2 separate regions of the Mus musculus genome follow, and region 2 is linked to region 1. Evidence: chromatin loops called from intact Hi-C (ENCODE). Cell type or tissue: left cerebral cortex. All regions are shown on one strand. Region 1 overlaps Tcf12 (transcription factor 12). Region 2 overlaps Tcf12 (transcription factor 12).

Evidence for each region. Peaks named below come from ENCODE experiments on the same cell type or tissue, not always from the same donor. Only the 100,000 strongest peaks of a DNase experiment are listed, where the experiment ranks them.
Region 2: a loop joins it to region 1, with 2.1 times the contacts of the local background. A loop is called at or near these places in 3 of 42 quality-filtered maps.

The regions. Positions count from the first base shown.
Region 1 is chr9:72,029,217-72,031,716 of GRCm38, reverse strand. All of the region lies in intron 3 of Tcf12 (transcription factor 12), which reads left to right. Among named protein-coding and RNA genes, the nearest start is that of Tcf12, 81 kb to the left of the region's middle. In left cerebral cortex, no CTCF peak of the experiment used is centred here; DNase peaks (open chromatin) are centred at 750 and 1,286; H3K27ac peaks cover 803 bases.
Region 2 is chr9:72,083,455-72,085,954 of GRCm38, reverse strand. All of the region lies in intron 3 of Tcf12 (transcription factor 12), which reads left to right. Among named protein-coding and RNA genes, the nearest start is that of Tcf12, 27 kb to the left of the region's middle. In left cerebral cortex, a CTCF peak has its summit at 1,026; a DNase peak (open chromatin) is centred at 1,615; H3K27ac peaks cover 1,704 bases.

The sequences.
Region 1 (2,500 bases):
ATATTTGTAGATCATCTGGTAGTTATAGGTGAAGAAAAAGAGATCTTTTCAAAGATACAGGAGTGGGAAATAAAAGCACTGTACAAAATAAAAAAAGACCCTTGATAAAAGTCATGGGTATCTGTGTGTGGATGAGTGTGTATTCAAACAGACATCTCATCCTCCACTGGATGATATTGTGTTCTTCTGCGGATTCTTATGAATTCCTAATTGTACTCTTTTTATTGTGATAGAAGTCCACATAACACAAGATCTACTGGTTTAACAAGTTTTGTGTGCAGTATAGTATTATTGGGTACAATGGTTGCACAGCAGATCTTTAGAACCTTGCCGTCTTGCAAGGCTGATTGTGGTAGTCATTGGACAGTAGCTCTGAAACACACCTTCTACCCAGTTCCTGACAAATGCCATTTTACTTGCTGCTACTGTTGAGTTTTGCTACTTCCAAAACAAATTCTGGAATTTGTTATCGGTAACTGCCTTGTTTTACTTAACATAGCAACCTCCAGGTCCTCCAGTGTTGGCAATTGCAGGGTTCCTCTGTTTTTCTAACCTGAGTAATACTCCATTGTACTATATACATCACATTTTCCATATCTATTCACCATCCGTTCATCATTCAGATAGGTTGTTTTCACATCTTGGCTTTGTGCTAATGTTACAGTGGATGTGGAAGTGTGGTTTTATTTCTTTGATATTATGAGATCATTCATTTTGGGCAGCTGTCTAGACAGATTTGTTAGAGCATATGTTTGCTCTATATTTGGTTTTGGTGTGTGTTGTATGTATATAGTGTTCATGTAGGTGTGGGTATACTTATCTGTAGGCTAGAGGGAGATACTGCTGTCCTATTCTAGTACTCTCTGCCTTATTCCACACTAGCAATCCCTGAAATCTAAGCTCTCAACAATTTGGAAGTTACATATGTGTGTGACTACCTTTCCTGTTTACTTGTCTGGTGGGGATTTGACCTCAGGTCTCATGATTGTACAGTCAGTATTATTACACAGGGCTAGCTTCCCATTCTTGGTTGTTTTAATTTTAATTGTTTTGAGGAACCTTTGTAGTATTTTCCATAAAGGCAGTACCATTATGCTTCTGTCAGTAGTACAGAAGGATTTTTAAAGATGCATTTTTTGCTAGGCATAGAGGCACATGCCTTTAATCTCAGCTTGGGAGATAGAGGCAGGTGGATCTCTGAGAGTTTGAGGTCAGAGTGATCTACACAGAGAGTTCCTGAACAGTCTTTTTTGAAAGAGTTCCTGTTTCAAAAAAGATAAATATTTATCTATGTGTATGCACACATGTGCACACACACAAATGGGTTTGAATGCCTGCAAAGGCCAGAAAAGAAAATTAAATCCTCTGGAGGTGGAATTGCAGATGGTTTTGTACTGCCTGCTAAATGTGGGTACTTGGAATTGAATTCTGGTCCTCTGCAAGAGTAGCAAGTACTTCTAACTACCTCTAACCTGTAGAAGGATTTTACTTTATCCTCATGCCACTAACAGTTTATTATTATTTTTTTGTTTATATGTGTGCCATGCTTCTGGCCATGTGTGCAGGTGTGGATTCCAGAAACAGGGTACAGTATCTTCTGACTTGTCTCTTCACTGACCTGGAGGTGGTCAGCCAGTAGTGAGCTCTAAAGACCCATATCTCTCTGCCTGCTATGCTGGAATTATAGACACTGAAATGACTTTATCAATTTCAATGTTCCTTCCCTCCTTTCATATTCATCTCATGAATATGAAAGACAGCATTTATAAAATGTCATAAAGGTGTTTGTGCAAATCCATACTTTTTTCTGTTATTTTACTTCAGCCTGAAAACCTTCTAGTAGTAGTTTAGATTTGTGGTCTGTGAGTCCAGGACTATGGTTGTTTTTCATCCTGTTCTTGCATGATGTCATTTCATTGTCTTCTGGCACTCGCTGCTTCTCATGAGAAGTTGGTATTTCCTTGAATCATTTTCCTTTTATGAAATACTTTTTTCTGCCTGTAGTAACATTTTCCTCTTTGCATTTTGATTGCCATAGGCATGGGTATAGTTAGTTTATAATTCTGCACAGAGATTGCTGAACTTGCTGGGTTTGTAAGTTGATCTTTTTCATTGATTTGGAGAAAAGCCTACCAGCTCCACCCCAACTCTTCAGCTGATCTACTTTGGTGTGTTTAGACCTGTTAGTATTACCTAGCTTAAATTTCTGCATTTCTCCTTTAATTTTATTTATGTTCCGTTTATATATTTTTATATATACCACTTATTTGCTGTTCTACTCATTATTAAGCTTTTCCAGTGCATATTTCTTTCAAATAACATGTTACTATATTCCTGAATTCCATTTTAGGTAATTCTTCCTGCAAAAATGTGTCCATTTATTGTTACTATTTTTTCCCTAAAAAGTGTTTGAACAATTACAATAGCTGCTTTAAAATTCCATTCTGCTTATTCAGACAGTGGTGTGGGTCACTTCTTTCCTAGACTCATATTACATTCT
Region 2 (2,500 bases), 54 kb before region 1:
GTATCCCATGTACCATCTAGTGGTTTTTATAGGAGAATGCTCACAGTTTGTACATTGTGAGAACATTCCTTAAAGACAGGAAACATTTCTGAAGCAGATTTAATTTAGAATGATATGTCAAGGCCGGTTTTTTAAATTATACATTTGTTGTCTCAAAATAACTATTAATAACAAAAGATAATTCAACATTTATGTAACTTTTTACTTTAGCTTTTGTTTTCTAGGCACACTTGGGTCATAAAATGACTTTTCAGACTTTTAAGGAAGTCTTTGCTTTTATTTTAATAGAACTTGATTTTTAGATTTTATTGTTATATTTACTTTTAACTTAGAGACTTTGAATATATAGAAAACACACCTTGCTTTGCTATAGAATGTGGAATGGTATAAGTTGAATAGAGGTGAAAAGCAGTTTTCTTAAGAAAGAGGAAACATACTTGATCTCTGCATATGTCAGTTGTTCATTCATATATCTTTTACTTTGGGGCTGTGCATAGAACCTAGAGCCTTCTGCACTCTGGCAAGTGCTCTTTGTCTCTTATCTCCAAGGTACAAATTCTAGTCCCACTCTCCTTTTGTTTTCTTTAGGGCTTCATTGCTGTGAAGAGACACCATGACCAAGGCAAACATTCAATTAGGGCTACGGTTTCAGAGGTTTAGTCCATTATCATGACAGAAAGCATGGCAACATGCAGGCAGACATGGTGCTGGAGAAGCCATAGATCAGACAGCAGCATGAGACTATCTTCTGCAGGCAGTCAGGAGGAGCCTCTGATTCTACACTGGCGGAGCTTAGAGATTTATGGCCTCAAAGCCCATCTCCACAGTGACACACTTCCTCCAATAAGGCCATACCTTCTAATAGTGCTACTTCCTACGGGCCAAGCATTCCAAAACATGAGTCTACTGGAGGGGGTGGGGAGCAGACCTAGTCAAACCACTTCATTTTTATATTTGGAAACAGGGTCTTAAGTTACTCAAGCTGGCCTTGATCTCAGTGTAGTCCAGGCAGGTCTTGAACTTGGGGTCTTCCTGCTTCAGCCTCCTCTGGTGTATAACATGTATTACCAGGCCTGTCTTATTTATCCCCTTTACATTTTGTTCCCAGGAACAGTTTAGTTTTAGATAGGGTTTAGCTTTGTTGCCTTTGACTAGGCCATTGAGTCCTTAGCATGTGTTTTTTTTTTTTTTTTTTTTTTTTTTGGTTTTGTTTTTAGGTGAAAATAAAAGGGCAGGGAGCCTTTAAAATCAAGGTACAGACTATTTTTATTTTGTAGGAAGAGTATTTTGAGATCTAAAAAAAGGGGGAAAATCTTTGCTTAAGTTTGTTGATCTTTGGCTTTCATATCTTAAAACTGCTTTGTAACAAGAAAGATTCCTAGCACAATTTCCCCTTACTTTTTGGTGGATGCAGCTGTTTATTTTTAAATAGTCTTGGCTCTGACTTGTCAGATTTAATTTGATATTATATATTATAGCAAGTAAAAAATTGGTGTGCTTGTGGAAGGATATGACCTGTGCTTCAGAGGAGTTGGAGTTTGGACAGCCTTCATGGATGCTATCATAGGGTGCTACTGATTTAGTTCTCAGGAGAACATGAGATTGCCATGGCAACAGAGGCTCTTTGAAGGTAGAAATCCTGGCAGAGTGGTTGGAGCTTTTGAAGTGCTGGGTGTGTTGATAGGAAAGGATCCAGACAGCAATAAGCACACAAGTGTAGGCCAGAAGTCAAGGAAAATAAGCATTTGGTTTTTAGCTTAACTTGAGGACAAGCACCTTTTAAGTTTTCCTCTCAATTCTGGTGTTCCTTCAAAATAAATATTTATATGAGATTTCACCTTCACTTGTATGTTGTTTCAAGAAAAAGTTTCTAGGTATGTATCATGTATATAAAGTTAGCATGGTGGTATGTATTTTGTTATTGTTGGCTTCTGATATTAAAGATAAATTGCAAGTTATCATTTCTAAAATTTAGTATTTTTTAAAACTAGTGATAAACAAACAAAATATACTTTTAATTTCTTATCTACATATGGTTGTCAACATCCTTGTACTAGTACACTCAGAACTTTATTTTTCCACACTGAATTTATCTTTAATTGTATTTCTGCTCTGTGATTCTTCTGCCTGTTTCTGGGCCATTACTTAAATGAGGCTTCTGCTTAGCATAATTTTATTTTTACTGCGTCTATAAATGCTGTTAGGTTTCATCTTTGTTACTAAACTTTGCTTCAGAGATCTTATCCTCAACTTTTTAAGACATCTATTTATTTATTTTTACTTTATGTGTATGTGTGAGTGCCTGCATGTGTCTGTGTGCACCACATGCTTGCTGATTTGGTTTCCTTGGAAGCTGAAAGAAGGCATTGGCTTCCTGGAACTGGAGTAACAGGGGGCTGTGCTACCTGGTGCGGGTGCTTGGAACTGAACCTGTACCCCCTGCAATAGCAGCAAGTTGTCTTAACTACTGAGCCATCTCTCCAGTTCTCCTTACCAAAAA